Linked DNA regions of Homo sapiens: region 2 is linked to region 1. Evidence: chromatin loops called from intact Hi-C (ENCODE). Cell type or tissue: MCF 10A. All regions are shown on one strand. Links, peaks and the distances in the headings refer to the core of each region. The heading gives the core; the rest is flanking DNA. Region 1 overlaps CDCP1 (CUB domain containing protein 1). Region 2 has its middle 36 kb from the start of CDCP1.

Region 1 (16,060 bases), core at 6,073-11,072:
TTTTTAAGACAAATTCTCACTCTGTCATCCAGGCTAGAGTGCAATGGCACAATCTCGGCTCACTGCAACCTCTGCCTCCTGGGTTTGAGTGATTCTCCCACCTCAGCCTCCCGAGTAGCTGGGACTACAGGCACATGCCACCACGCCTGGCTAATTGTTTGTAAAAATATTTATTTTTCCTATCAAGGAACATGGCATATCTTTCCATTTATTTAAGTCTTCTCTTTTGTCTTTCAACAGAATTTTATATTTTGCTTCGTATACTTTATGTACTTATTAAGATAATCTCTATATATTTAATTAGAGATTCTGAATAATGGTGACCAAGGGCATGCATAATAAGCCTCCTTATGTTATTGCCTGTTTTATTGGTAATGCTGCCATATCTGATAGTTAAATATGGTATTTGCTATCAGTTCTTGATAGATGCTCTTTATTGAATTAAGAAAATAACCTTCCATTCCTGATTTACTAAGAGTGTTTTATGAAAGACATTTAAAATCTATGTTCATACTGTTCTGTTAAAAAAAAAAAAAAAAGACATCTAAAGTCATCTATTGAGATGATCATATACAGTTTTTTCTCTCTAACCTAATAATGCAAAGCATCACATTAACTGATTAGCCAGGTGGTTTATGTATCATCTATGGCAGATTTCACTCTGTAATAGAAGAGTTGAGGAGCCATAGTGTTCCGTTAAAAAAAAAAAGACATTTAAAATCATCTATTGAGATAATCATATGTAGTTTTTTCCTCTCTAACCTAATAATGCAAAGCATCACATTAACTGATTTGCCAGGTGGTTTATGTATATCGTCTACAGCAGATTTCACTCTGTAATAGCAGAGTTGAGGAGCTGTGACATGATACAAACCTCCTGGCTCACGGGCCTAAGACACCTACTATCGGACCTTATCTGAAAGAAGTTTGCCAACCTGTCTCTAGAATGGTTTGAATGTCATAGAAATTATCTGCTCCTTGAAGTTTTATAGAACTCACTTGTAAAATCATCTCTAACTAACCCAAACTGTTCTCCCCTGTCTCGGGCATTTTTTCCAATCCCCTCCTTGGTTATTTATTTATTCAGTTTTCCTACCTTTCCATGAGTCAATCCAGCCCATTAAATTTTCTTTGAAAATCATCCACTTCCTTTGGATTTTCACATTTATGATGAAAACGTTATACACAGTCTCTTACAATTTTAGAAATAGTCTCTGTATATATTGTTAAGTCCATTTTTATACCTTTAATGCTGTATATTTGTATTTTCTTTCTTTTTTCCATGAGACTAGTCAGGGATTTGTCTATTTAATTAGTCTGCAGAGAACTAGGTCTTGGTATTAGTCATTAAGTGTAGTTTTTAAAATTGATTTCTAATACTTCAATTTCTCCTTTTACTTTTGAATTCCTTCTTCCTAAGGTATGGCTTTGATTGGATGACAAATAGTGCTCTTATTCTTGTTAATACATCTATTCATCCTATTTGACATGGCCCCCTTAAAATGATTGAGAAATTATAAATGCATGTTTCCCTACCTAATTATTATTATTTCCTATGTCAATCTTCTATCCCAAGCTCAAATTATGAATAATAAAACCAAATATCTATAGTTTATTTAAGTATTATGTGTCATCCATTTTTCAATCCATTATTTTATTTTATCCTCACAACTCTCTTGTTTGGTACAATAATCCTTATTTTATAGACTAGAAAACTAAGGCATTACGCAGTTGAATAATTTGCTTAAAGTCATGTGATCACGTCACATGAGTAGTAGCCCTGGAGCTTGAAGCCAAACCCAACTCCATCATTCTCCAAAGCAGCCGTCTCTTCCACTGTGTCTTATGGATCAATTGCTCTATCTTTATCTCCTCAACTTCTTTTTTTTTTTTTTTTTGAGACGTAGTCTCGCTCTGTCACCCAGGCTGGAGTGCAGTGGTGTGTTCTGGGTTCACTGCAACTTGTGCCTCCTGAGTTCAAGTGATTTTCCTGCCTTAGCCTCCCAAATAGCTGGGATTACAGGCACCTGCCACCACCCCTGGCTAATTTTTGTGTTTTTAGTAGAGACAGGGTTTCACCATGTTGGCCAGGCTGGTCTTGATGCCCAGCTAATTTTTGTATTTTTAGTAGAGACAGGGTTTCACTGTGTTGGCCAGGTTGATCTTGAACTCCTGACCTCAGGGGATCCGCCTACCTCAGCCTCCTCAGTGCTGGGATTACAGGTGTGAACCACCACGCCCGGCCTCTCCTCAACCTTCTGATTCTTTTGTCTTCCGTATCAGCCAGATATTTTTAGCACACAGGATGAGCATCACAGACCTGAAGATCTGTAGCTTGTGGGCTTCTGTAGTGCTGCCTGAAGAGCCTATGTGCACAGTGGCTAAGTGCAAAGACTTGAAAGCCACAGTACCTGGGTTCTTCTCCTGATCTTCTGCTTACTAGTTGTGCCCACTTAGGCAAGTTCCTCTCTCTGTGAACTTCTCATAGGGCTGTTTTAAAGATTAAACAAATTAAGCTGTGTAACGCATTTAGAACTCTAACTGGCCACATCAGAGCTAAATTAAAAAACTGTAGAGTTTCAGAATAGATCTTAGCTCTCTAGCATTAGAGACTGACTTAGCATGGGAAAGACAGTCAGGGAGGTGTAGAGACATTTAAAAGACATTGTCAAACAGCTCACAAGTGTCTACTTACCAATATTTTTCTGGATCTCTATGACAAAGTGATTCTCAGGACTCTGGCAGCTAAAGGTAAAGACTATTCTTTCTCCAGACTTGATGGACAACATGGTTATATGTCTTTTAGAAATGACGATGTAACAGGGTTTTGCCAGCAGAGTCGGGGTCCCCAGCTTTATGAGAACTGTAATGTTGCTTTCTCGTGGCAGAGCAATCTCAAAAGCTTCTGAAGGAAGGAAGGAAAATGAAGTAAGCAGGATGATTTAGGTCTGCAAACTGCTGTGGTCCCCGACCCCAATCTGGTTCAGAGAGGATGTCCTCTATGACAACTTTGTTCCTTCCCTCCTTTTCTGAGAAGAAGGGTGGTGCAAAATGACAGTTCCGACCTTAGCAATGAAAAAGAACCAGGATGCTGCCAGCTGGTCACTGACATGTGTTTCTTGTTTGGATTATTAATTTTTCTACAAATTGAAAACACTATACCACATTCTAGATGTCTTGAGCAGTATGCTGTTAGATATCCCATCTGAGCAGTATTAAATAACAACCAGAGTAACCACCACACCTTTTCTCAACATGACAGTAGAACAAAGTCTACACACAGAAACCATCCATCATAGGGAGACACATTTATCTGCAAAGAGCTGCTGTCCCTTGCCCTGGGTGCTTTATATGCCCAGCACATACACACATACACACGTACGTACATACATACATATGTATGTACGTATGGTAGTGGGGGCTAGAAAAACATTTGCAGAAATTAGATATAATCATATTATATCAATGAATTTGGAAAGTTAGAGCAAAACAATGCTATTATCTCAGATTGGGGTTTAGAAAAAACACCTGAGCAAACAGTATCAAGCAAGTGAGGTGGGGGTTGGTTATTAAACAGAATTGTACAAATGTCAGAGTAGGGCTCTGGTTCACAAACAAGCCCAATCTCCTTCCCATTTGCTTTGCTTGATTGATTAAGTGCTCTTAGACCAAGAAGGGAGAGCCACTTTCTCCTTAGCTGACACTGCCCCTGCCCTATCTTGGATTCTGATTATGAGTCTCCGGGCAGCTGATGGCCTGGGAACAGCAGATGATGGGAAGATCGTCTGTAGGTAAATCCTGTGGAGGGAGCCTAGGGGCTCACAGTTCATGTAGCACCATGTTCTGGTACAAACAGCTGGTCGGGATCTGTTATCGTGCTGGCACACAAATGGTGCTTGATAAACAGTTAGTGAATGAATAGCAATCTAATCAGAAGCTTTTGTTTCCCATCTATTCTTTTTTCCCTCCTTGTAAAAATTTATTTTTAAAAAATCAACCTTATTGACAGTAATTTACACACATTAAAAAGGACTCACTCATTTTGAGAGTTTTGACAAATGTATACACTCATGTGACCACCACAATCAGGATATACAAATATTTTCCTCACCCTCAAAAGTTCCCTCAGTGCCCCTCTGCAGTCAACCTCCACTCCAAGTCCTAGAAAACTGTCAATGAGTTTGTCCTGCTCTGGACCTTCATGCAAATGGAAGCCTATAGTACTTTCTCTTTTGTAGCTGGCTGCTTCTGCTCAGCATGCTTGTGAGATTCACCCACGCTGCTGCATGGGTCAGTAGTTTCCTCCTTTTTATTGCTGAGTACTATTCCATTGACAGAATAGGCCATGATTTATTTATCCATGCACCTGCTGAATGACATCTGAGTCCTCTTCAGTGTTGGACGAGCCATGTGCTATAATTTTACCATAACTGCTAGCCTGCACAAGACTGGATGTACTTCTGCCAGCTGCCATGAGTGAGCATGCTGTATTCCCACAGCTCAGCAGCTGTATGTGATCACACATTTGGATTTCTGTCACCCTTTTCTTGTGCCTCTCTCTCCATTCTACACTCTGCTCCAACCCCACTGGCCAGCTGCTCCTTACATAGTATGGAAATTGATCTCCCAACCTTATATGAACTGTAAATATTTTCCCCAGTTTATCGTTTGCCTTTTGACCTCACTTAGAATGGTTTTTCAGGTATGAACTTTACCCTCTTTGGGCCTCTGTTCCTTCATTGTAAAATGAAGGGGTGGGGCTAGAATAACTCTACACTCCCTGCCAGCTCTGAGTCTATGACTATTACCTGAGTAAGTAGGAAGCGACTTTGTAACTGGAAGAATTCCCAACTACTGCTCAGAAATGACATATCTCTCTGGGCACCAGGGCACTGCCATGGCCAGTTTTATGACTGCAAGAGTGCTTAGATTTCCATTTTTGGGGCAAAACTTCTTGTCTTTCTGGCTTCTGCGTGTAACCCTCTCCACCTTAGTCACTGTGTTCAGGCCAGTCTTGCCTTCTTTCTTGAACACACCAACCTCTTTCCCACCTCAGGGCCTTTGCACATGCTGGTCCTGACACCAAAAGTGCTTTCTCTAGAAAAAGCTGGCTCCTTGTTGTCATTCCGGTCTCAGCACAAAGGTCACATTTTCAGAGTGGCCTTCCCTGACCAGCCCACCTAAAGTGCTCCCCTCCCCCCACCACTTCAGTCCTCCTGAACCCTGCGCTTGATGTCCGTGAGCTCCTACAGGAGGCAGCAGGAACTTGCCCGTATTTTTTAGTGGTAGCCCCACGACCAAGGCAGTGCCTGATCCCCACGAGGAGACAAAACGTTTTAAGCCCCAAAACAACTCCATATAAAACTATTAGTCCCTGTGTGCTTGTCTTCACCGCATTTAATTTCTCATAGACATACTACCATTCCCATATTTTACTTTCGGCTAATAAATCCTGGCAAGAACAAGGGACTATGCATCTTTTAATTAATAGCTTGAGAGAGAATATATTCTCAGGGGCAGAAGTTTTATTTGCTCAAATGCTTGGTCTTCAAGCAGTGTGGCCATTTAGAATCTTCTGAGGCTGAGGAGTTCCTCAAGATGTCAGATTAAAAATGAATCCAGATCTATGTTCAGAAACCCAGTTGCCAGGTTTATATCTGAGCTGTATATTACAACTCTTGTGTTCTTTTTCTGTAATCATGAAAACGTCTAACTGTGTTATTTGTAAAAAAAATTCTTGGAGCCCTCAGTCTCTCCAAGTTGGGCTAATTCACCAGCAAGTGAAGCTGAGTCCAATCTGAGGCTACAGCCCATCTAGCTATGTTACCAATTTCTTTCTTATTCCCATTTCCCCTTCTGTCAGCTTTTTTATCCTTTATTTAAAAATTCCTGCCCCTATGATCATTATTTTAAATCAGTGCTAGACGCTAAGCAGAGCTGCATTGCCTAAGGCTAGAGATGGGGAGAGGGAATGGAGTACCAGGGGGCAAAGCAGACCGTGCAGGGTGAGGGGACTGTTTTGTATCTTGACGATAGCAGTGATTACACCTTGTATACAAATGCCAAAATTCATCAAACTGTACACTTAAAATTGATGATGTTTATTTTATGTAAGCTATACCTTAATAAAAAGAAAAAGTGTTCAAAAGATCATGTTTTCACACAAAGTAGGCATGTAATAAATTAATAAAAGAATAATCATTACCACAGTTAAAATATGGTTTAATAATATTTTGGGGGAAGCCTAGGTATATGTAATATTTTAAATCTCTTTAACTTAGATTCAGAGAAGACCAAAGCTGATCTCACCAAAATCTCTCCACTCAGTTCTTCTCTGTTGTTTGGCCAGGTTAGTACCCAAAATAATTCTGGGTATATGGCAAGGTATTCTTTTATAATGACAGTCAAAGAAAAATGTATAATCTGTATTTTTTTTTTTTTTTTTGAGACGGAATCTCACTCTGTTGCCCAGGCTGGAGTGCGGTGGCGCAACCTCGGCTCACTGCAACCTCCGCCTCCTGGGCTCAAGCTATTCTCCTGCCTCAGCCTCCCGAGTAGCTGGGACTAAAGGCATGTGCCACCACGCTCAGCTAATTTTTGTATTTTTAGTAGAGCTGGGGTTTCACCATGTTGGCCAAGCTGGTCTTGAACTCCTGACCTCAGGTGATCCACCCACCTCAGCCTCCCAAAGTGCTGGGATTACAGGCGTGAGCCATTGTGCCCAGCCAGAAAAATGTATAATCTCTTTTAGAAATTTTTTTTTGAGACAGAGTTTCCCTCTGTTGCCCAGGCCGGAGTGCAATGGCGTGATCTTGGCAACCTCTGCCTTTGGGACTCAAGTGATTCTCGTGCCTCAGTCTCCCGAGTAGCTGGGACTACAGGTGTGCCACCACGCCTGGCTAATTTTTGTATTTTGTAGTAAAGAGGGGGTTTCACCATGTTGGCTGGGCTGGTCTTGAACTCCTGGCCTCAAGTGATTTGCCCACCTCGGCCTCCCAAAGTGCTGGGATTACAGGTGTGAGCCACTGCACCTGGCCTAGAAATTCATTTTTTAAAGAATTTTGGAAATGATGTATTCATTCGACAAACATTTTCTGGGTTCATAATCTATTCTAGGGACACACTTGGTGCAAATGACTTAATGATAAAAACAGCCAGAGTCCCTGCCCTTAGGGAATTAATAGCCTAGACTAAGGGCCTACAAATGGTCTGTGATAAAGTTCTAAGCCCTAGTAGGTATAACAAGGGCTCTGGGAATCTGTACTGGTCTATGCTGAGACGTAGGGATTTTTTTTTTTTTGGTCCATGGTGAGAAGTAGGGATTCGCTTTTACTTTTTTTTCCATATGGAGAGCCCATTGTTCCAACTCTAAGCGTTGAATATACCAGTCCTTCCTTCATGAATTACTAATGCTACTTCTGTTGTTTCTATTTTTTATTTATGGTCTTTCACACAAACTCATTTTGCAATCAAGGAAGATGAAACCTTACGAGGGTTAAATGACTCACTCCTGGTAGATGTTTAACGTCTTAATATGTTTCTTTGCCCTGGCTGAGATGATCAACCCAGCACGTTCTACTGTCCAGCTGTAGTTTGTAACTATTCTTTGGTATACCAGACCAGAGAATTTGGGCTTGAGTAATCCCCCACCTGGTGTCCAGCTCATAGTTCAGAGGAAACAACTAAGCTAAAGACACATGATAGGCAAAGCTGAATTTAGCTACCTTTCCAACAGGAGGAGATGACTTATATTATAGGCTCTTTTCTAGGGTCACAGCCAAGGACACATCACTCACATGGCTGTCATTTTTAATGATCCCCCTCATCCTAACTGATAAATAAGTTAGCTAGAAGGGGTGAACAGGAGCAAGAAGATAATGATTCAACACCTTGTACATACTTGAAATGTGGACTCTCTCCTGACCCCCACCAATTCTGCCACTCTGGAGGCATTTATTTCGCTGCAATAAAAACAGTGGTAAAATCCCCACTGCTTAAGTAGAGTAACTTGTCAGCTCATTTGATCACAAATGCTTGGATCACATCTCTTTCTTTTGCCTCCCCAGGAATTTGGTATTTCATTGGTCTAATATTTCAGAAAATCATTACCCAGGTTCAGAGAAACTTAGAAATGCTCCAGATTCTGGTGTGACTTTGAGGCTTTATGGGCTGAAAGGCATCCAAGCTTTCACTAGAGCAGTGCATGGGCTCCTGGGCTTAGGGCATTTGGAAAAGCTTACAAGGCACAGGCTTGGGCTCCTGAGTCACACACAGCTCTTTTCTTCAGCTCTCCTGCCTCCTGACCTCTCCTTATTAGGACACCTTTGTGAGCATCTGCCTCACCAGCTCCTTCCTGGGCAGGCAGGGTTGGGGGAAGAATTTCCATTTGTTTTAATCATCATTCATGATTCACCATTCATTAATCACCATATCACACATCCCTGTTATTTCTTCTCCCTGCCATCCTATTTCTTTGCAATTCTCGATTCTAGTAAGGGAAACTAATGTAGGGGAGGGAATTCCAGGTGATAAACACCGGAAGTCATTTTTCTCCCAGATCTGTCAAATACAGTTTAAAAGACTGGCAAAATAACTGGCAACCCGTCTAAAATTTGTAGACGAATTGGAACAAGTTGCCTCAATTCTGGGTGTGGTTGCCTGTGGGACTCGGCTCTCATTCACCTTCTCTGTCCAAGGAAGATGGACTGAGCAGCTCCCAGCCAGGGCTGGGCTCAGCCTAGGCACCAGGAGATACATATTAAGATGCATGGTGCCCTGGAGGAGTGCCCAGGATGCCAAGGGAGGCAGACTCAGAAACCAAGAAGTTTGTGGCTGCTCAGTCACGGCTTGCATGTGAGTCAGGTTCCACTTATGGCCAAAATAGCCCTGTCCTCTCTTAGGAAGAGGTCACATTGCAGACCAACATTCCATTCTCAACAAGTCCAGCAGCTGGTGTTTCCTCCATCCATGGAGCAGATCCCTGCTTTTCAGACTGAGCATCAGATAAGTCGTGATATGCTTTTAGGGGCCAGGTTTGCAAAATACGTTTCATTAAATTGTGGATGTGCACACCATGGGAGCCCCAGGATGTCCAGCAGATTGGCAAGTTTATACCCTACCTCATATCCACCCCAAGGGGACACACACACCATTGCAATGATTTCTCCCAACCTTTATTCCCTGCAGGGAGCGAGTGTTGAATTCACACACATTGAATGAACATTTGCCTGTCTGTTCATTAGACCCAAATAGTAATTTTAGGACACCAGGGAACTTCAAGGTACTCTGAAGACATTGAGGGTCTGCTATCAACCATCTGGGGGTGGTGGTCAAGGAGGGCTTCACAGAAGGCGTATGACTTAAGATGGGTCTAAAAGAATGGATATGAGTGTGCCAACCAGGAACTGTGAGATGACTGTCAGGAAGGACAGATGGAAGGAATAGCAGGTGCAAAGATGCCAAGATATGAAAATCATGGCTTCCTTGGAGCCACTCTGGGGAGTTTGATTTGGCCAGAGTTTTGTTTGGGTGGGTAGAGGAGGCTGGAGAAGTGGGAAAGGGCTTGGTTGTTGGCCACGGAGTTTGGGCTTCACCCACTGGGACCAGCACACCTTAGCAGCTTGGTGTGGTGGTGAAGAGTACAGATTCTAGAATCAAACTGTCTAGGGTCAATTCCCGGCACTACCACTCACCCAGATGTGCTTCCTTGGGCAAATTCCTTAGCTTCTTGGTGCCTCACTTTCCTCATCTGCAAACAGGATAATAATGAAATTCCTGTAAGGCCTAAATGAGTTAATACCTACAAAGTGCTTAGAATGGTGCCAGGTAGTCAATCAATATTGGCTGTTAGTATTGTTGATATTATCAATGATAGCATATTACAACTACTACTAGCAGCGATGGGGCACCATTGAAGGGTGCTAAGCAGACAACTATAGCAGCAGTTTGGCTCTGAGTCTAAAGCCTACAGTCCTGGCTGGCTGGGTGGGGACTACGTAAGGCAGGCAAAGCACTGAAGAGGCAAACCTTAAGGAGGCACTCACTGTCAGGGCAGTGCCACTTAAGGAAGCAAGTATGAGTGCCTCCTTAAATTCTGCACACCTTATCTGCCTCACCTAGCCATGGCCCTGGCCCTGATCATTGGCTATTAATAGGCCCTTCTACATGTTGACTCATGTGACTCCAGCACCCTCACTGAGACCAGAGAAGTGACCTCCCTTCTCCAAGTTTGCTGAACTCAGGAGGCAGCTGGGACATTCTGGTTCAACCCTGGCACCTCTGCAGTCTCCACCCACCCAGGGTACCACAATGAGCTGCCCTCATAGAAGCTGCCAAGGCTGGTCAAGTTACCTAGCAGAAGAGGAGCAACTGCTGCCATTCTTTGTCTCTCTCTCTTTCTTTCTTTCTTTCTTTCTTTCTTTCTTTCTTTCTTTCTTTCTTTCTTTCTTTCTTTCTTTCCTTCTTTCTCTCTCTCTCTCTTTCTTTCTTTCCTTCCTTCCTTCTTTCTTTCCTTCCTTTCTTCCTTCCTTCCTTCTTCTCTCTCTCTCTCTCTGTTTCTTTTTTTTGTCTACCCTGGAGGTGACAGAAACTGCCATTCTTATTAAGTGAATGCAGTTGTTGGCTGATTCCAGGAAGTGGGGAGTCACCTCCAACAGAATTCATTCTAACAGTGCCTGCTGTGGGAGGGGTGGGGGTGCCAGATAGTCACATCGCCAAACTTGGAGTCTTCCTAGTCCAGTGGACCTGAGGCAGTGAGGCCTAAAGGCATAGAGAGACAACTGGTTTAGACACTCAAAATCCACGTGTCATTGACTTGGCCGGGTCCATTTACAGACTGGTAAATTGAGGTGTAAGTCTTGCCAACAACAGGAAGACCACTGATCTGCCTACCTGGAAATAGTTCATTTCCACCTTCACATAAGAAAGAACTAGAACATGAATTGCCATTTCAAGGGCTAATCATTCTCTCTTGGATGGGAGAAAAACCTTTGGAATCTAGACACCAGGCCTGTCTAAATAGTAACAACAACAAACATTTAATGATTCCTTAATATTAGGCAGCCCCGTGCATATGTTTATAAATATTTATAAATCCCCACAACCACTCCATAAAGTAGGTTCTAATATTAAACCCCATTGTACAGATGAAGAAACTGAGGCTTGGGTAGGTTAAGTAATGTACCCAGGCATATATGATTAATAAGAGGTAGAGACAAGTTTTGTGTCCCAGCTCTGACACCGGTGCCCGGGGCATGATAAATGACTATTCATCAGAGCTAGCCCCGCCCGAAGAACTCCACACACAACCAGGAACTTTCTGATGATGGTGCGTTGTTCTTACCAACAAAGTCAATCAAGGTAGAATGAAGTATTTCCAAGCTGCTGGCTTTCTAGGATATCAAAAGGAAAACATATTTGTTTTAAATGGTCCAACAAGCACACTGTATTACTGCAAATCCTCCTTCATGTCAAAGTAATTTGAAAGTATAGTTGGAATTTAAGCTTAAGATTTAAATTCCACAGAATTTGAAATGTTTGGGGCGTGGTTGTTCTTTTGTATTGTTCTTTTTTGGCAGTGCCAGGTGTAAGGTTCTAAGAAAGGGAACTGGCATGGTTCCACTGCTGATGGCTCCACAGCTTCATGAGGTCTGCCCGGGGGGTGTGGGCATGGGAAGTTAATGTGGCTGAGTTAGTGGCAAAAGAAAAGCAGCCATGATTCTAGAACAAAGCACTGGGAATGAAAGGCCAGTGCCAAGTTTTAGCAGAAAAGCATGCTATAGAAGCCCTGGCCTGCAGGACTCACTTCTCTAGACAGCTGTCAATGAGACTCATGGGAAAATCCGATGCAAGTTTGAGTCAATTTCAACCAGGCTTCTGCTTTGGCTTCACAGGAAATGCTTCTTCCTAAAAGAGACCTCCACCTGTCCTTCTGGGTATCTGAGCTGTAAAGCCTTTCATCCACTGGTTTGGAAGTCAAGTAGGACCTGCCAGGACCTGCCAATTCCCATTCCCCACCCCACTCCTTCCACCTTATTCCCATGGCTGGTTTCAGGAAAGAGCCTGTCAAGACAGCAGGGCAAATCTCTCATTCTCCCTCTGAGAAGTAAAGGGATGTGAAATGATGGCTGCTTACCAGACTCCCCTAGAAAGAAGCTGGGGCAAGGTACAGCCGTCAGGCCAAGCTGAGGAAATGCTTTCAGGCTACTGTTGCAGGTCTGGAGAAAGGGATGGGTGGCAGGGCAGGTGACCATCCCATTCCCCAACCCCAACGGCAGGTGCACCTCCCAACTGAAGATACTGTGCCACAGGTGGCTACAAGAACTTGCCTGCCATTCTGCCATTATAGGCTCTCCAAAGGAAAGGACCACATTAAACACTGCAGTGATCAGTTAACACCCAGGAAGGATTGGACATAGACCCTAGTTATCAAGAAAGGACCTGGGGAGTGATCAAGCACAACCTCCCACCTGCAGTGGGCCTGAGACACAGGACTGCACTGGGAAGTCAGGGCAGGGAAGAAGGCCCGAGGGAGTAGGACAAGGGCATGCACAGTGCAGGTGGGAAGTGCAGAGACAACTTGCTGCAAAATGTTGATGAAGGCCGACTCTGGCCACATCTCTCAAGATCATTTTGCCATGAGTTACTGTCATGCCAGGTGCTGGCATACAAAGATGAACAAGGCCGGGCTCCAACTTCCAGAATTATATCCAGTGACCTCAGGGCTCAAGAGACATCAGGGTCCCACCCCCTCAGTGAGAGAGACACAAAGTTCCCATTAAAATAGTCTACTATTTCCACAGCTCTTAGATTAATTACAGAAGAGAGTAAAATTAAGTTCCAATAGCAACGTTGAAAAGAACCATGTGCACGCTTAGTCAATCCAACTTGTTGGAACAGTTTATCAACACGGGACTGTTTTATACATTCATTCACTCCCTACTCTTAATTCTCAAGGTCCTTAAGAAAGAAAATGATATGTGATGATGCAAGTTGTTTCTTTTATTTATTTTACTTTTTTGAGACAGAGTCTTGCTCTTGTTGCCCAGGCTGGAGTGCAATGGCACAATCTCAGCTCACCACAACCTCTGCCTTCCAGGTTCAAGTGATTCTCCTGCCTCAGCCTCCCGAGTAGCTGGGATTACAGGTGCCCGCCACCATGCCTGGCTAATCTGTGTACTTTCAGTAGAACGGGGTTTCACCATATTGGCCAGACTGGTCTGGAACTCCTGACCTCAGGTGATACACCTGCCTTAGCCTCCCAAAGTGCTGGGATTACAGGCGTGAGACACTGTGCCTGGCCAAGTTATTTATTTTCTAAAGTAACTGAACCATTCCTCAAAAGCAATGCTAGCAGTTCACTGTCTGCAGTGCTTATGCTTTGAATCATTTTTCTAAAGTGGTGACAGGTTTGCACAGAACCATCCAAACTCTTCTGTTGCATTTTTCCCTTTTATGATCAAAGACACATGCCATATGAGAGAGGTGGCCCTGTCTGGGTCACAGTCTATATCACAGTCTGTAGCAAAAGGACACATCTGCGTATAAACCCCTCTGAGACTGAGGCCATCTTAAGGCTCCTTGTCAATCCAAAACACGGACATTAACATTTAATTCCAGATTGAATCACACCGTATCGGTGAAGGAATGGTTTCCAAGAGGACCACAGAGGTAAGAAAGCTGCATAATAACAGACTTTGAACACGGGAATTGCAGAATTAAATAACAAATATAACTCACCTTGTGACCACTGTAAATAATTCATACAAGATGCTAAAATGCCACAAGGCTACTTTAAATCACATTAACATTTTATGAAATGTTAAAAAGATTTATTTTGTTAAACCTTGAAGTGTGAGTCACGAGGACCATGAAAGTCACTGAGGATCACAAGGATGGCTGGAGAAAAATCAAAGGAGTGGATTAAAAAACCCATCTGTATGTACACTCAGGGACACACACGCAAAGGCCCACAGCTCCCCTCCCTCACCTGCTAAATGTTTAGAAGTTACTGAATTTCCAGTGTCTTTAGTATTCCCTCCAGAGTACCTCATTCCAATGGTCCAACCTTGCCATCAGAGATTAAATAGTTGTTCAAGTTCTTCTGACAAAAAGTCAGCAGCGGGGTGGTTAAACAAAAATCCACACACAAAAGACTTGATATAAATCCTATTTATATCAAGTTCAAGAAGACAAAACCAATCTGTGCTTGTATGTCAGAATAGTGAACCTGGGGTGGGGAAGGTGGGCAGGTGATTAGAAAGGGGTAAGAGAGAAAATTCTGCAGTACTAGAATGTTCCAAATCTTGGTAACAAGACACACACACACACACAATATGACACACACACACACCTAAAAATTATCCAGCTATACGCTTAAGATTTGGGTACTTAAGTCTCAATAAAACAACTTTTTTTTTTTTTTTGAGACACAGTCTCATTCTGTCACCCAGGCTGCAGAGCAGTGGTGTGATCTTGGCTCACTGCAGCTTCGGCCTCCCAGGCTCAAGCAATCCTCCCACCTCAGTCTCCTGGATAGCTGGGACCTCAAACGCATGCCACCACACCTGACTAATTTTTTAATTTTTGTAGAGCCAGGGTATCACTATGTTGCTCAGGTTGGTCTTGAACTCCTGGGCTCAAGCGATCCTCCTGCCTTGGCCTCCCAAAGTGCTGGGATTACAGGCTTGAGGCTGTGTCCAGCCACAATAAAACAATTCTTAAAACTCAGTAAAACCATTGCTAGCTATGTGAAACTTTCTTGGATGCTGAGAAGCTCCTCTCCCGCCATCCTTCTGGACATACACCAAACCCCTTCTGAGTCGATCTTTGTGCCTGTAAGGTCCTGGGCATAAGGTCTCATCCACAGATGGTTCAGTCTCTGCCCTCAAGGTACTAGGTTCTTGCAGGGCTTCACGGTTCTTGTTACAACAAATTGTTGTTTGCACAACTCTGAAAATTGAGGAGAAAAACCTGTTGGTCCTTCCTCATGATCTGAACCCTAAGTGCAGTGAGTTATGCTCAGGGGAGTTGCTTACAGGTGTTGTCCCTGGGCCTTGTAAGGGGAGGAGCTTCCTTTTTAGCAGAGACAGTCTAGCATTAGAAACCAATAGTATATTTACAAAGCTAGCCATAGAATTGGAAGGTATGCTTCATTTTTTTTTTCTTTCAGTGACAGGGTCTCGTTTTGTTGCTCAGGCTGGAGTGCAATGGCACAATCACAGCTCACTGCAGCCTTGACCTCCCGGGCTCACGCAATCCGCCCACCTCAGCCTCCTGAGTAGCTGGGACCACCAGCGAATGACACCATGCCTGGCTAATTTTTTTGTTTTCATTTTTGTAGAGACGGGGGTCTTCCTATGTTGCCCAGGTTGGTTTTGAACTCCTAGGCTCAAGCTTTAGCCTCCCCAAATGCTGGGATGACGGGTGCATGCCATCGTGCCTGACCTATGCTTCACTTCTTTAAAAAAATTTTTTTTATTGTGGTTAAAAAAAAAAACCCAACTCAATAAAATAGAAAAGGGAAAAAAGCACCTATAAATAAACCCTGCAAATATTTCTTTTTGCTTTTTTATTATAGTAAAATATGCATACACAAACTTTATCATTTTAACCGTTTTAAAGTGTGTAGTTCAGAAGCATTAAGCACATTCACACTGTTGTGCAACCATTACCACCATCCGCCTCTGGAATGTTTTCATTATCCTAAACAGAAACCCTGTATCCATTAAATTATAACTCCCATCTCTCCTCTCAACCCTGGTAACCAGCATCCTACTTTGTCTCTATGAATTTGACTACTAATCTAAGTGGAATCAGACAGTACTTGTCCTTTTGTATCTGGCTTATTTCATTTAGCATAATGTAGGTGAGAATTAATTGCTAATTACTAATTTGGATGCCAACCAAACATTGACTAAAACTACATAGCCTCAAATTCATATATATTCACAGTAATCCCCTGGATTACTATGGAAGGGAGGGAGAGAAACTTGTTTAAACAAAAATGATGTCAATGACTAGAAAACTCAAAAGATGGCAAAAGGTCACGAAAAATAAGGAT
Region 2 (16,060 bases), core at 5,869-10,868, 59 kb after region 1:
CAGCCTGGACCTGCTGCACGGCTCTTTCCTGCTCAGGGACCCGCTCAAGCTGGCTCTGGGCCTGCCCATCAGTACCTGGTTCCAAGCAGTATTCACAAGTGTGTCATATGCAGCCTTCGAGTCTGAAGAAGCTGACCAGGCATTATACTTCCTTCTTAGGGAGAGGTACAAGAAGCCATAATGTGCTCGTTACTTAGGAGGGGTGTTCTGGAATGCCTTGGACCCCCGGGCTCCTAAACACTTGCCCGATCTGGTGGGTGCCTGAGTCCCCATAGGAATTCTCTCCCATCCCCTGGAATGTGCATGTCTTATTGACATCTCTGACATGCTAGTCACTTCTTGATCCTCTCTTCCAATGACATGATCTCCTCAGTGCAGTGGATCAAGGATGCTCTGAGGTCTGTCGACATGAGATAGGTCCCCACATTACAACAGAGGACAGGGGAGTTAACACAGCCCTTGGGCAAGGTCAGCAATGTGCACTGCTGCCTATCCCAAGGGGATGTGACTTGTTTCTGATCCCCTTTTCTTATAAAAATGTAAAAAAAAAAAAAAAGGAAAATGCATTTGCCAGATTATGGCTGCATACTGTGTATGTGAGGCCTTATTAATCTGCTGTAGCAAAGATACTACATTTGGCAACAGCCACTGAGGCTACGACTTGGTTAAGTTTGCAGTAGTTCACTGTCATCTTCCAGGACCTGTCTTTTGTGAGGGACCACCACCTCTCCATCTTTTAGAATGTTTAATAGTGGAACTAGTCATTGCCAGTCCTCCAGGGATGTGATATGGTCGGTAGGGGGTCCATTTGGCCCTTTCTACTATGGTAGCTCCCACCCTACAGCCAAGGAACTAATAATGGGGTTTTGCTTCCAAATATCTCCATTAGGGGATTAGAGGAATGACCACCAATCCTCTTCATAGATGAACCATGTAGACCCTCTGTGAGCTGGGCTAGGAATCCATTTATTACCTCAGAGGTTGTTGTTAAGGTCAAATAAGATAATACAGGAGATGGCCGGGCACGGTGGTTCATGCTTATAATCCCAGCACTTTGGGAGGCCGAGGCAGGCATATCATCTGAGGTCAGGAGTTCGAGATCAGCCTGGCCAATCTAGAGAAACCCTGTCTCTACTAAAAATATAAAAAGTAGGTGGGTGTGGTGGTGCACACCTGTAATCTCAGCTACTTGGGAGGCTGAGGCAGAAGAATCACTTGAACCTGGGAGACGGAGGTTGCAGTGAGCTGAGATTGTGCCTCTGCACTCCAGCCTGGGCAACAGAGCAAGACTCTGTAAAATAATAATAGTAATAATAATACAGGAGAGGAAGATTTGTAATATGCAATAAGTGACAGTTGATATTTTTTGCTTATTCATTCAACAACCATTGATTGAACATCTACGTTGTACTGGACACCGTGCTAGGTGTTGGAGTGTTCAAAAAGGCGTACATGATTCTATGAAGTGAAAATTTCATACCCATGAGCTGGGATGAGCAGCTCTGCACTGATGCTTAACAGACAGTAAATACTGCACAACTGAGGCAGGGCTCAAGCTAGGAAGGAAAACTCAGCACACTAGTAGCTGGAGACCTCAACTCCAAGACTTTATGACAATCCTTCCTGCTGGTCTAGACTGCAGCGGAGAAAAATGAATATTGCTCAGAAGTTACCTGGAAGCTCTGCCAGGGAGGGGGAATGCACCCTAGGGGGAGATCCTGGGCTTTAGAACCAACTTCTCTGGGCTGGAATCCTGCCACTGCCAGATAAATGGATTGTGTGCATCCCTGGGCAGGTTACAATGCCTCTGAGCTTCAGTTTTCTCATCTATAAAATGGGTATAATGACTCCTGCTTTGCAGAGTTGTAATTGTAAATGAGCTGCTATAAAATATGTAAGTGTTTGGCATAGTTCCAGATACAGCTTTTCCTGAATGCACGCTTTATTTTATCAAGAATTCTTCACTCTATTCCTCCATAGGGCCTCTTGCCTTCAGGATTGATGGAGCTTTGACCAAGCCCCAAATCAGCTTTATGCAGGACTGTCAAAGCTGGGTCCTCCAGGACTTAATTTTCCAGCTCACTGGGAAGGCCCCTTACCTCCAAATGCAGCTCTTCCTCTGGCCTGCCTGGGCTTGACATTCCACCAAAGCCAGTTCTTCGCACCTTTTTCATCTCCAGGAAGCCCCTGTCCATCACTAACATCTGCTGATTGTATGGCACTTGCTTTATCCTGTTCAAACTACCTTTTGGTCTTTCCAGTAGCCTTGGGAAGTAAATTGGAGATTCGTTCCAAGGTTACTCAGCTGGAAAGGGAGGAGCTGGGATTTGAACCTAACATTCCCTGTGAAGTTCTCAGCTAGAAGCAGTCTGAGTTCTTAACTCCAGGCACTACTATGTTGCCTTGCGAGCCACGTGCTACCACTCTACGTAAGGTACAAACAAGTTAATCATTATCAGTTAAAAATAAAATATTAAGGGCCAGGTGCAGTGGCTCATGCCTGTAATTCCAGCACTTTGGGAGGCTGAGGACTGCTTGAGCCTAGGAGTCTGAAACCAGCCTGGGCAACATAGTGAGATGCTGTCTCTACAAAAAAATAATAAAAATTAGCCAGGCAAGATGGCATGCCCTGTAGCCCTAACTACTTGGGAGGCTGAGGTGGGAGGATCATTTGATCTTGGGAGGTCAAGGCTGCAGTGAGCTGTGATTGTGCCACTGCACTCCAGCCTGGGTGACAGAGTGAGACCCTGTCTCAAAAATACATATATACATAAAACATTAAGAGCTTTCCCTTCCAGCACTTTGGGAGGCTGAGGCAGGCAGATCACGAGGTCAGGAGATCAAGACCATCTTGGCTAACACGGTGAAACCCCGTCTCTACTAAAAATACAAAAAATCAGCCAGGTGTGGCAGCGGGCATCTGTAGTCCCAGCTACTGGGGAGGTTGAGGCAGGAGAATGGCGTGAACCAGGGAGGCAGAGCTTGCAGTGAGCCGAGATTACTGCACTCCAGCCTGGGAGACAGAGCAAGACTCCGTCTCAAAAAAAAAAAAAAAAAAAAAAAGAGCTTTCCCTGTGTCTCAGGTGCCCTGTCTACATCATATCTACCCCAGTGTCTCCAGACCTCAAAACAGTGCCTGACCCATAGAATTTTATGAGAATAGATAGATAGATAGATAGATAGGTCACTGTCCTTTATGTTTCAGGCTGTCTGCTAAGTGCTTAACATCTAATTTATCTTATTTAGTCCTCCTAGCAGCCTTCCAAGGTGTCTCTGGCTCCATTTTACATACAAGAACAACAAGGAGAAGTTGAATACCTTGCCCACATTCACACATTTGTTTGGCAGCAGAGCCTGAAATAGAGCCCCAGACGCAGGATTCCAGGGTCTGATCCCAAGCCCTTAAGCACTACGCCTCACTGCCATCCACATGAAAAATGATCTAGGAAATGTTTACAAGACGAAGCGTGGAGAAGTCACTGCAGACAAGGGAGCCAGCCTGAGGACAGACCAAAGGGGTGAAGCTGCCCTGTGTGTTCAGAGTCACTGGAGAACAAAACGTGAGAGAGGCCACACAGCTGACAGCAGGGGCACTGCCTCTAGTGAGAACACCCTCCAGGGAGTGTGCGAGCTGGAGCTTGTGGCGTCATTTGAAAGCACTCTTCTTGGCCCTGCCTTTGGGGAACAGTGTCCAGGTTCCAGCATCACCACCAGTCACCTCTTACCACCAGGCCCAACTGCCAAGGGAGCAGGCGGCGCCACTGCCTCCAGCATCTGCCCGGGAGGTCCTGGCATGGAGGGCTGCCTCTTCTGTGGAATGTCTGTGGTCACAGTGGTAATCAGAGAAGTGGGTTTATGTTTCTGGGTTAAAAAAACAAACAAGCGCAAACAGCTTCTAACCTGCCTGGATCCGGGAAGCCGTGAGGTGCACTGTGTACCAGGAGCGTGGCTCTGGAGTAATAATCTGAGGCAGGACCCCAGCTCCCCCACTTTCCTCTCCTGTGAGGCTTGGACTGATCTCTTAACCACCTACTGAAGGTACAATTTCTCAGTTTTTCCAATTGTAACTTGGCACACACAATACTCTTTTTTGACAGCTGGCTCTAAAGGCAGCGGGCACAGCCCCACTCAATATCACGTGTCCTATAATGATAACTCTTGGCATAACACCCTGGAGGTACTAACCGGTGTGCTCCCCCAGTCTCAGGACAGATTCCCCCAGAACCTAGGTCAAGAATTTGGGTGACAGCAATTTTTTTTTTTTGAGACAGGGTCTCACTCTGTCACCCAGGCTGCAGTGCATTGGCACCATCTCAGCAGCCTCCACCTCCTTGGTTGAAGCAATTCTTGTGCCACACTTCCCGAGTAGCTGGGATAACAGGCATGTGCCACCATCCCTGGCTAATCTTTGTATTTTAAATACAGATGGGGTTTCACCATGTTGCCCAAGCGGGTCTTGAACTCCTGACTTCAAGCGAACTGCTTACCTTGGCCTTCCAAAATGCTGGGATTATAGGCAAGAGCCTGGCTGGGTGCCAGCAATTTATTAAGGGAGTCTTCCCAGGACAGCCCAGTAAGGGAGGGAGTGGAGAAAGCAAGTGAGGTAAGGGGGAGAAGCCTGGCCAGGGGAAGGTTTCAGAAGGGACAGCCTCAGCCAGGTCCCTGGGGAGCTCTGGGTTTGTCTTGCCTGAAGGCACAGGAGCTGGTGTTTGTCCCTGACAGCAGTCAGTTATTGGCCACAGGCTGCTGGGGGTGGAGCGGGGATGTAAAACTCCCAGACTCTCCACAAGGGCCCAGTGGCTGTGGTGCCCAGGTCTTGGAGGGGTCGGTCCCAAGGAGCAAACACAAAGAAGCTGGGGAGGGACCACACAGCTGTGAAAGGGGTTGGAAGAGATCTGCATGAACTTGAATTTCCACACTTGTATTCTAAGGTCCTTCGCCAAGCCCAGGTGGCTGGGACCAGGACTCATGACTTTGCCAGAGAATAAAGTTGACAAAATCTTGACGTTTACATTTGAAAGCCTTCATCAGGTGTAAGACAGAAGATGTTTGGAAGAAAACATGACCTAGTTTCTCTCCCCAAGATAACTGGCTGGCCTTGGAAGGGCCCCCTGCCCGCAGGGCACCCTAGTTGGCTGTATTTGAGGCCAGGTTGGAGTTCTCTCCAGGATATGAGGATCAGACAGTGTCTTCTGGCTGCTGTTGGGGGGCAGCCAGAGGGAACTGATGCTCAGAGGGGTTAGGTACCTTGCCCAAGGACATGAGCAGGTGAGTGGAGCTGGGATTTGAATGTGTAACTGCAATGCTTGTATTTGTTATCTATTGATGCATAACAAATTACTCCAAACTGTAGTGGCATTAAACAACAAACATTTACTATCCCGCAGTTTCAGTGGGTCAGGAATTCAGAAGCAGCTTAGCCGAGTGGTTCTGGCTCAGGGTCTCTCGTGAAGTTGTAGTCAAGTTATCAGCCAGGGATGCAGTCATCTAAAGGCTCAACCGGGGCTGGAGGATCGAATACCAAGCAGATCACTCACACCCCTCATGACTGGAGGCTTCGGTTCCTTGCCACTGTGTTGTTCCTAGGGCTGCTTGATTATGCCCATGATTTGGCAGCTGGCTTCCCCCAGAGCAAGAAGCCCAAGAGAGACAGCAAGTAGGAAGCCAAAATGCCTTGTATGTCCCAATCTTGACATCACACACCACCTCTTCTGCACATTTTATTAGTTAGAAGCAAGTCACTAAGGACACCCACACTTAAGGCAAGGGGAATTCGTCCCACTGTATAAAGCGAGATGTATCAGACAAATTAAGGGTTTGTTTTAAAACCCCACAGTCTATACAGCTGTTCCCCGGCTTGCAGATGGCCTCAGGAGTGCTGCTGATTAAGGACCCCTGTGTCATTCTGCCACTCAAGGGGACGCTCCCCTACTCTCATGCTGCACACCTCTTGCCCAGGCCTGGAACTCCTGGCCAGTTCTGCCCTCCAAATCTCCTCTCGGCTTCTTCAAGCATCTCAGTTCCATTTCCAGGGATGGGTGAGAGATGCTCTGAGACCTGTGGGACTTGGTGTCTCAGAAGTTCACATTTGTGGAAAAGAGGTTCAATTGGCCACATCCACCAAGTAGAGTTGGAGGTGTCTCTGTAGGGGTGAGGCAGAGTGTCTCTGACCAGAAGATCCAGTCCCCATGAAAGACTCATCCAGCGCTCAGCATACAGAACCTTTGATCTGAGGACCAAGAAGTACTTAGTCTCATCACCTCATTTATCTCTCTAGGGTATCTGTGAGCCAGCTGGGAAAACTGGGGGAGAGGTGGTTTTTCCTGACCTAGTTTCAAGGAGGTCAAGCTGAGGCTAGAACACAGGTGACCACTGGCAGCCTCTGCCGAGCCTTCTGCCACTCTGGGCTTTGCATTGGGGTGTGGTGGCATGAGGGTTTGCCTCGCAGGCCTCCAGTTACGGCAGTACAGCTGGCCCAGGGCCCCCCTGGCTCTAGAATCCATCCCCTGGCTTGTGCTGACGTCAAGACGGAGTGCAGCAGGGATACTAAAGCTGGCCCGAGCCTGGAAGCTGGGGGATTCCTCCCCTACCTTTGGCTCAAGGATTCCCCGATGACTTTACTGAACCTCCCCTAGACGGCACAGCAGTCCAGGGTGCTCCTACTCAGCCTGCCTTTCTCCTTCACTGGGAGTCAGGGTTGCCAGATGCAACACAGGACGCCCAGGAAAATCTGAATACTAGATAAACAAAGAATTATTCGTGTAAGTATGGCTCAAACATTGCATGGGATATTCTTATACTAAAAAGATTATTTGTTGTTTATCTGAAATTCATATTTACCTGATTATCCTGGCTATTTGACAAATTTGGTGACCCTCTTTGGGGTCAGACTCACACTGTAGCCTGGTCTGCTCCTTCTTACTTTCTGTCATATATGCATTTCCTCCAACAAAATCTTTTCCTGTTTAATCCTTTCTTAATCTCTGTTTCTCAGAGGACTGGGACTAACACAGTGGGGATGGCGGGGTGGGGCGGGGCGGGGTGGGGTGAACGTTTGCAATGTGGGCAGGCTTGATTTACAAACATCTAGTTTCATTAGAGCTGGCGTGGTCCTGGGAGTGGGATCCTCTTTGGCTGCTCAAAGTCACAGTAGTGAGGGAAAGGGGAGCTACTCTCCCAGGGTCCAAGTTGAAATGCAGCTTCCCTTTCAAGCGTAAAGAAGTTCTGGAACAGTTCTCTAACTTTAGGATGCCCAAGAATTCCGTGGGGAATACAAAGGAAATGCAGCTTCCAGGGTCTATCCCCTGAGAGATTCCATTTCTGTGGGTCTGGGGATGGGATCAGCAATTTGCATTTTTGCAGGCTTCACAGGTGATTCTGAAACCATCACAGGGAAAATAACTCTGCATATGTTGTAAAACTTTCCATGGATGCCAGTGCCCATGCTTATTTGATGCTCTCCCCAGCTGATAATTGATTAGTGTTTAGTAGTGAAGGTATCAAGGCTAGGAGTAAGTTTGCTTTCCCTTCTTCCCTCCACCTTTTTTTTTTTTTTTTGACAGAGTCTCATTATGTCGCCCAGGCTGGAGTGCAGTGGTGCCATCTCTACTCACCGCAATCTCTGCCTCCTGGGTTCAAGCAATTCTCGTGCTTCAGCCTCCCTAGTAGCCAGGATTACAGGCGTGCACCACCACGCCCAGCTAATTTTTGTATTTTTTAGTAGAGACAGGGTTTCACCATGTTGGCCAGGCTGGTCTCCAACTCCTGACCTCAGGTGATCCGCCCGCCTTGACCTCCCAAAGTGCCGGGATTACAGGCACGAGCCACCGCACCCGGCCTCACACTTATTTTTTGAAGCCCTTCTCTAGGTTAGAAAAAAATTGCTAAGAGTTTTGGTGCCTGAGAAGGTATGGTATGCTTTTTAACATCTGATAAAGAGAGCAGCATAAACCATTTTCCCCCTTGCTTCCTAGGAGGCTCAGTACAAGATTTTGTGTAAATTATAGTATTCTTTCTAAATCAGGACTTCTTTTCTTTATCTTTCTTTCTTTTTTTTTTTTTTTATTGGTTGAGAAGGGGTCTTGCTCTGTCACCCAGCCTGGAGTGCAGCGGCATGATCATAGCCCCCTGCAACCTCGAATTCCTGGTCTCAAAAGATCTTCCCACCTCAGCATTCCAGGTAGCTGGGACTACAGGAACACACCAACATGCCTGCCTCATTTTTTTAGTTTCTGTAGAGACAAGGTCTTGCTATGTTGACCAGGCTGGTCTCCAACTCTTGGCCTCAAGCTACCCTCACGCCTGGGCCTCCCAGAGTGCTGGGATTACAGGCTTAACCCACCCAGCCTGGTTTAAATCAGGATTCCTGACACAAGGAATTCTTGCCTGCTGCCAAGCAAAGGCACATGCATGGACTTCATTACATTGTTACTGTTCTTCCATTCCAGGCCTTGAGAGTGGATTGTTTCTTTGTTTCTTATTGTAAACAGCAGCCTCCAGTCGTTTCAGAAGTAAGCACCGTAAAAACCAGTCCTCACTTATCTGACTCCTGAGAGTTGGAGGTGCTTCCAGTGGGCCAGGTTAATCTGTTTCTGTGCTTCCGTGGGAGGTTTAAAGCTGCAGAGAGGGTGTGGCAAAACAGGTGCCACCCTTGCAGGCAGAGCTGGGTGGAGGTGGATGGTGTAACCAGTGTGTTTGGAATGGGTGTTGGCTAATTCTGATCCCAGGCAGGCAGGCAGGCAGGCAGGCAGGCAGGCAGGCGAGGTGAGGCAGAGAATGAATGTGCTGACTCATGCACTTCTCAGTTTCTCTTAGGGCGGAGGGCTGCCCCCAGGGGAGCTGGGGAATCTGGAAAGAAAAAGATGACAGTGGAGCTTAATATGAAGGCTGGGAAGAGTCTCAGCCACAAAAGTTCAAGGCCTCTTTCATTTGAACATTCCACCAGCAACCGTGTACTAAGGACCTATGAAGTGCAGGCCCTGCACTAGGGGCTGGATCTAGGGCCATCAGGATATCTGCCACCCCAGTCACTCAGGCCATCAAGTTCTTAGTTTTGGATCTGCCTTTGAGGACATCTGCCTGAGGTTGAAAGAATCTGGCTTCCTTCTTTTTTATTTCCCAGCATCTTTAAGCAGCTGCTCTTCAGTCTCAGCAAGGTGACATAGGCAGGTCACTTGAGCCACTTCACCTGTAGAATGGGTGCTGGGGTTGGGGTGGAGGGCAGTGGGGCTCTGAATCCCACTGTCTCCTCTCCTGTGTGCTGGCGTAAGCTCCTCTGCCTCTGGCACTGCGATGGCTGCACGTTCTGATAGAAGCCTGGCGGGGCAGAAGCCCTGTCCGGGGGGTCTTTATGCACCCAGCCCTAAGTACTGGCTCAGAGCCACCCCCAGAATGGGTTAACCCACTGGGTGTTTGCATCGTATTTCTGGTTTTCATTAAGGAATTACCAGCACCAGTTCGCTCTATGGACATGTAGTTTTTCTTCCAAACAGAGCTCCAGTTCTAAGGGGCTGGGGCCAGAAAGCAGAGGCTGAGTTCTGAGCAGGCTCAGTCCATCTTCTGGAGGGGCCCCAAATGGGATTCACCTAAAAGAGAGAGAGAGAGCCCCCCTCAAACACTAGACTTCAAAACATGAGGCACAAAAGTGATGATACTACCAACAGGTTTTTATGCCCAGATCAAAGGTGGCTGGAGGATATTGCCTGCAAAACAAAACCCTGGCCCAGTTGCCCCCAGCTGGCATTAGGGACAGGACAAATTCTGGCCCATAGCAGCTGGAAGACTGTGGGCAAGTCACTGGCCACCTTGGAGGCTTCCAGTCCTCCCAAGTAACATAGGGAGAATTCTGTCTCCTGTGGAGTTTTTGGGGAGATGCAGATGTGAGTACTCCAGAGACCAGGGACCAGGTAGTGTGTGGTCCTCACTGCTTTCAGCTCCCCTCTGCCTTCCAGGAAGATGAGGATGAGGATCTTGGGACTATATTCTGCAGGGGCAATAAGGAGCCATTTGGGGCCCTGCTAGGTGCATTTTTGGAAACTAAATCATAGACACATGAGCACTCTTCAAAAGTTACCGTTTCAGAACTTGGTGAACTTTCAAGGCCCCCTAACTCCACAGCGTGGGCTTGCTTCCAAACGCTGCCCACCCTTGTAGGGCAGACAATTTCCTGTCCTTATTGAAAAAGTAAACTGAAACTTACTGAACTGCAATGAGTGCATCTCTGAGTCTGTGATTACTGCTGAGTATTACATCTCTGACTGGTGAAGATCACTAATTAGCTAATGCCTGATGCTCACTGGGGTTCCTAAATGTTGTCCTTGTCCTATAAGGGAAGAGAATAAATGGAAGCGTGGAGGGGCCTGTCTGGGTCTGCAGGAGAAGAGTGAGCTCCTAGGGAAGCCCTGTCCCTTTGCCAAGGCTCACCTGGTTTCTTGGGACCTGGGTTAATGTGGTCACTTCAGAATGAGAGATTGCAGCTGGAATAATGACCTGAGCTGCAAACTCCACTTTCCAGGTGCTTCTAACCCTTCTTCCCTCTCAAATAAGTGCACTCAGCAAATTTTGTCTTAAAAATGTGGACATATTCTTACTTTCCCAGTCACTAGCATGGGGGGAAAGAAAGCACCTTTGCTTGGTAGATGTGATACTTGGCCTGATGCAGGAAGGAGACAAGCCCATGGACTGTTCCAGACGGGATCAGTGGAGAGGAGCGGGGAACTGAAAGAGAGGTGCTGCCAAGGAAGGGAGGAGTGGGGCATGGAAGACTCCCTCACCCTGTGAAGTGGACTTTCTGTTTCATTCCACAAACTCAAGCAAGACCTAAGGAAATCATGACATGCTGAGTATGGCTGTGTTTTCGTGTGTGTGTGGAAGGAAGCTGGTGTACAGCCACAGCCTGCGCATGAATTGACGGAGGACAAGACACAATAAGAAGGATGGATGAGGGCACTGCTGACCTCCGGCCGGGCCTAGCCACAATGTCAGTCCCTGCTCTCAGGGAGGCCCTATCTTGAAGAAGACAGGCTACTGACTTGATGGTGTCCCCACCCACAGGCTGCTTTGGTGGCTTTGAGGCTGGGTGATCTTCATGGAGATCTCTATTAATTATGTCTTGACCTTGCAAGGAGAGAAGAAAAGGCCCTTTCCCCCTTGCCCTGAGTTTCTCTTCTAAGGGTCTGGCCAGGACTGTAGGGTACCCGGAGGGGCCAGGCAGGGGACTGTGAATACAAGCCAGGGAGGAGGAAAAGGGAGAGCTACTGGGTCCAGTCCTGTCCAAGGGGTCACTGCTGCACATCTCTCCTCAGCATTGCCCTGGGCCCCAGGTTGCAGAAGCTGATTTATTTTATATTTATTTCTTTGTTTATTGAGATGGAGCCTCGCTCTGTCACCCAGGCTGGAGTGCAGTGGTGTGATCTCGGCTCACTGCAACCTCTGCCTCCCAGGTTCAAGCTATTCTCCTGCCTCAGCCTCCCAAGTAGGTGGGATTACAGGCACCTGCCACCATGCCTAGCTAATTTTTGTATTTTTAGTAGAGACGGGGTTTCACCATGTTGGCCAGCCTGGTCTCAAACTCCTGAACTCGGAGTCCTGGCCGACCTCGGCCTCCCAAAGTGCTGGGATTGCAGGTGTGAGTCACCTTGCCCAGCCAGAATCTGATTTTTGAAGTGTGACTGGACATCTAAATGAAATCATGGGACATGAAAACATTGGTGGCTCACTAAAAAAAACTTTAGAAACAGTTTTTGTTTGTTTGTTTTTGTCAAGTAAAACCCCATCTGTATCCATCAATGGCTGAATGGATCATAAGTGTGGTCTATCTGTAAAATAGAATGTTATTTAGACATAAACAAGAATGAAGTTCTGACACATGCTACAAACCTAAAAACCGTTACGAACCTAAAAAACATTATGCTAAGTGAAAGAAGCCAGACACAAAAAGCCACACATGGCACAATTCCAATGTAATGAAATATCCGGAATAGGATTAAATCCATAGAGACAGAGAGGTTGGTGATTGTCAGGGGCTAGGGGGAGGATAGGTGGTAGGGTAAGTGTTTAATGTGTAAGGGATTCTTCTGGAGTGGTGAAAATGTTTGGAAGTGGATGGAGGTGATCGTTGCACAACTCATTGTCACTGAGTTGTTCATTTAAAAGTGGCAAATTTTATGTTATGTGGATTTCACCTCATCCCGCCCCCTCCAAAGAAAAAACTCCAACTGTCTGCCTCCATTACACATTTGCTATAAGGCTCACCTGGTGAGGAGCCTCACTCGGGCCATTCTTCCTTCCCAGGAATGAGTCTGGTAGTGTCCATGGCCCAAGTCGGGGATGGGGAGCTGGTTCCAGCGTGGCTGTGAGGTTGGGCACTGAGTGTGGGGAACCCAACAGCATGGGGTGGCTCCCTGTGCAGACCTGCTGTGATGGGCATCTCTGGTCTTCAGGAGCTGCAGTGCCAGGTTAGGGCTGGGGAGAAGCACTTGACAATGGTCTCGGGTAGCAAAAGGAGCCACAGTGATGCCTGTGCCCATCAGGAACCAAGATGGGCCCTCTCCCTGTTTTCTCGGCACCACACACACTCTGAAATTTTGGTAGAATCCAAAGGAAGTGTGGCAATGACTGCTCCTGCACATCCTCCAGGTAAAGGGACACAGAGTCACATTTAGTTTGATTTAGAAAAGAAAAAAAGTACCACTCCCAGGGGACCACCCAAAGAGCTTGGGTAACCCAGGGTCTGCAGGGAGGCAGGAGGGTGGATATACTTATCCAAGTGTACTTACCCAACCTTTTTTGGGTAAGGAAGACTAACTAAATGTGTACAGAAAAGGTGGGCATGGGCATGGTGCAGGGAATAATTGGCTTAAATAACATGAGCATCCCAGGGTAGGCCACCGTCGGGTGCACTCTTACTAGGGTGGAATGCTGCCGGGACCTGTTGTTTGTCTTTCTTCCCTTCGTATTCACTCCACTCTCAGGTGGGCTCTCTCCTGGGATCGCTAGAAGGCTGCAGCAGTCTCCCATGTCTCTCAGCAGGTGTTTCTGACTCAGCAAAAGTGGCCTTGAGTCTTGTTGTCCTCAGTTCCTGAAGCTATCACTGTGTATCAAGGGAGCCCAGGGGCAGCCCCACACTGCATCCCTAGAGTAGGTCTGGTCTCAGCCTTGCTTCAGCAAATGGACTGAAACTGGGGTAAGTATGTGGTTTTCTAGTGAAATTGGGGGATATCCCTGGAAGGAGGGTGAATGGATGCTTGGTGGTCACATAAGCAACCACAAAGTTCTAGATGGGAAGGCTTCCTGGAGGAAGTGACGTCTAAGCTGAAGGATAGAGATATCTTGGCCTTGATGGTGAGACTGCCTAGTCAGAGCAGTATGTGTGCATCTCAGAGGCGAGCCAGAGCATGCTCAGAGCCCAGGGAGTTCAGGATCTAGGGGCACGTGGTGCATGTGGGAGCATGGTGGGAGGGGCTGTTCCCGAGGTCTGGAGAACCATCCTCAAGGACTGTGTTTGCCAGGCCAAAAGGGCATCAGCTTATCCTGAAGAACATGGGGAGCCATGGAAAGCTTTTAAGCAGGGAACAAATATGGTCAGATTTGTGTGAAGCAAAGACGACTCTGGGTGCTGTGGGCAACCCCCCAACATCTATTATCTATAGAAAGTCATCAAGTCATCCTCTGTAAGGGGCTTACTATACCCACCCCTGGGAAAGACTCCTTTAATCTAATGATTTCCATCTACAAGTTTAGGTTTTTTTTTTCTTAATTTAAATTATAAAATATTTTGAACATAGAGAAAATTAGGTACCACTTACTCGGATTTAACAGAAGTTAACTTATTGCTGCAGTTGCTCAGATACTGTCATTTTATTTCAGAAATAAGAAGTAACACACATAGACACATTTCTCTTCCTGCCTGCCCAGAAAACCACTACCTCAAAGTAAGTTTCAATCTTTCCCATATATGTTTTTACACTTTTGTTATGAACATCATAATATATATACATAAGTGTGCATTGAACACTTTGTTTTTACATTTCCTTGGAATACACTTAAGAATTCTGTCTTTCTTAATTGCTTACAGCACAAAGACCAGGTCTTCACGAGTAAGCTGAAATAGAGCATTGACACTGATATTAGGCTAATTTATGCCCACGAAATGCTTTGGCCTAAACTATTCTGAGAAGCAAGGAGAACATCTGCCTTACTTCAAAAGAGCTGTTCATAAGCACAGTCTCCCACTTAATTGCTTGATAGGGTCTTGGCTTAAGCCCCAGAAAGGATCAAACAAATCATCCATATGCTCTATTGGAGTTTACATCTTTCAAAAGAGTCTTGAGTCAGTATTAAGATCTTCTGGGATCTCAGATCTTAGCTTCCTTTTATTTCCTTTCCCCCACAACCCCAAGAACAGTCCCTTAAATCACCTTGGTGCTTCCTTTCTGGGCTTCCTGCAATAGATATTTTCAAGGGCTGTTTGTGGCTGCTGTGCTTGCTGAGACCTTTCAGGCAGGCAAGGAAGACACATCCTTGGAATATGTATCAATCCTGTACAAGATTAATCGCTGTCCTTCCTGGGTAATTAACTTCCCGCCAAGCAGTCGTTTGGTCTCCTCAAGGGATAATACCATGTTGGAGCCTCAGAGTTAATCTCCATTGCTGGCAGGTAGGATACTCAGCAGCAACAAGAGCTAGAGGAGTCTCAGTGAGAGGTGAGCCATGCTATAGGCCTCTGAATAGACTCCATCTCTGCCACCCTGGCTACTCCATTTATGAGCCCACTGTGCAAACACTGAGTGTTTGAGGACAAAGACTGATGTCTAGTGGTGGAGTCATCCTGTTCACTTAGTTATTTAGTGCCTATTTTTTTTTTTTTTTTTCTGAGACGGAGTCTCACTCTGTTGCCCAGGCTGGAGTGCAGTGATGTCATCGAGGCTCACTGCAACCTCTGCCTCCCGGGTTCAAGTGATTCTCCTGCCTCAGCCTTCCGAGTAGCTGGGAATATAGGCACCTGCCACCACACCCGATTAATTTTTGTATTTTTAGTAGAGATGGGGTTTCACCATGTTGGCCAGCCTGGTCTCGAACTCCTGACCTCAGATGATCCACCCACCTCGGCCTCCCAAAGTGCTTGGATTATGGGGGTGAGCCACAGTGCCCATCCTTTAGTGCTTATTCTGCAGCAGATATTCTCTGATGGGCATTAACATGCAACACAGAGATCCTCACAATTTGTGCGTACTCTCCTAGATCCACCATCTGCCTTTTCTCCAGATCTTCTTGTCCCTGATCTCCCAATCTTGTTAGTTTAGGCCCCTCATCAACCAGCTCAGCCATTCCTCACTGCTCGTGCATCTGTGTATATTCTTATTTCAGGCCTCTCTTTCCACACAAAGCGGAGGGCCAGTGCACTTCATCCAAAGCCCGGCCCATCAGGAAGATTTCCTTGCAAGCTGCCTTTCAGGGTCACCCATGTGGGGCTGTGGTACAGCAGCAATCCGTTTCAACTGGTACCCACATATCAAGCCAACTCACGCATGAACCAAGCTCTGACTTTTCCCATCCTGTGTCAGCAGGTCATAGGAACTTCTTGTGGGGCCAAAGGGGTGGGCGGAGGGAGAGATGTCGGTGCAACAGTGATGGTGCCATGTGGGGCCGCCACCTCATCACATGGCCCACTCGTGCGCTCTGCCCTTTGTACACCTGATCCTGCCTCCACGGCTTCCATCTTTGAAGAATTGCTGCTGGGCCTGCCAACCTTATCAACTGGTGGGTCTGACATTACCCAGCTCATGATGGGCAGTTCTGGCAACAAGGTCATTTGATGTCTCATGGTCAGTCTCCCTCATGGGAGAAGTGGACAGCTTTCCCACTATGGGGTGATGGCACTTGGGTAGGTCTGATTCGCGTCTCTGGTTTTGATGGGGCTGAGAAATCAACGCTCTGAAGTTCTGCTATTTTTACAGTTGGGTCCTAAAGCTGCCCTTCAGCACGGTCTGCCTTTTGGCTATAAGAGAGGAGCCACTATGCCTTTAACCACTGCCAAGGAAGCCCTCTGACTTTCACAGTT

The links. A loop is a pair of places that touch in the nucleus more often than their neighbours do. Peaks named below come from ENCODE experiments on the same cell type or tissue, not always from the same donor. Only the 100,000 strongest peaks of a DNase experiment are listed, where the experiment ranks them.
Region 2: it touches region 1 in a loop (2.1-fold over the local background); 10 of 110 quality-filtered maps call a loop at or near these places.

Annotation. Positions count from the first base shown.
Region 1 is chr3:45,115,717-45,131,776 of GRCh38, forward strand. It overlaps CDCP1 (CUB domain containing protein 1), which reads right to left. Exons shown (of 9, transcript NM_022842.5): 2 at 2,696-2,905. Among named protein-coding and RNA genes, the nearest start is that of CDCP1, 23 kb to the right of the region's middle. RefSeq lists enhancers at 8,261-8,762, 8,763-9,262 and a silencer at 12,580-12,824. In MCF 10A, for the core only: no CTCF peak of the experiment used is centred there; DNase peaks (open chromatin) are centred at 7,535, 8,315, 8,825 and 10,125.
Region 2 is chr3:45,174,699-45,190,758 of GRCh38, forward strand. No RefSeq gene overlaps it. Among named protein-coding and RNA genes, the nearest start is that of CDCP1, 36 kb to the left of the region's middle. In MCF 10A, for the core only: no CTCF peak of the experiment used is centred there; a DNase peak (open chromatin) is centred at 8,733.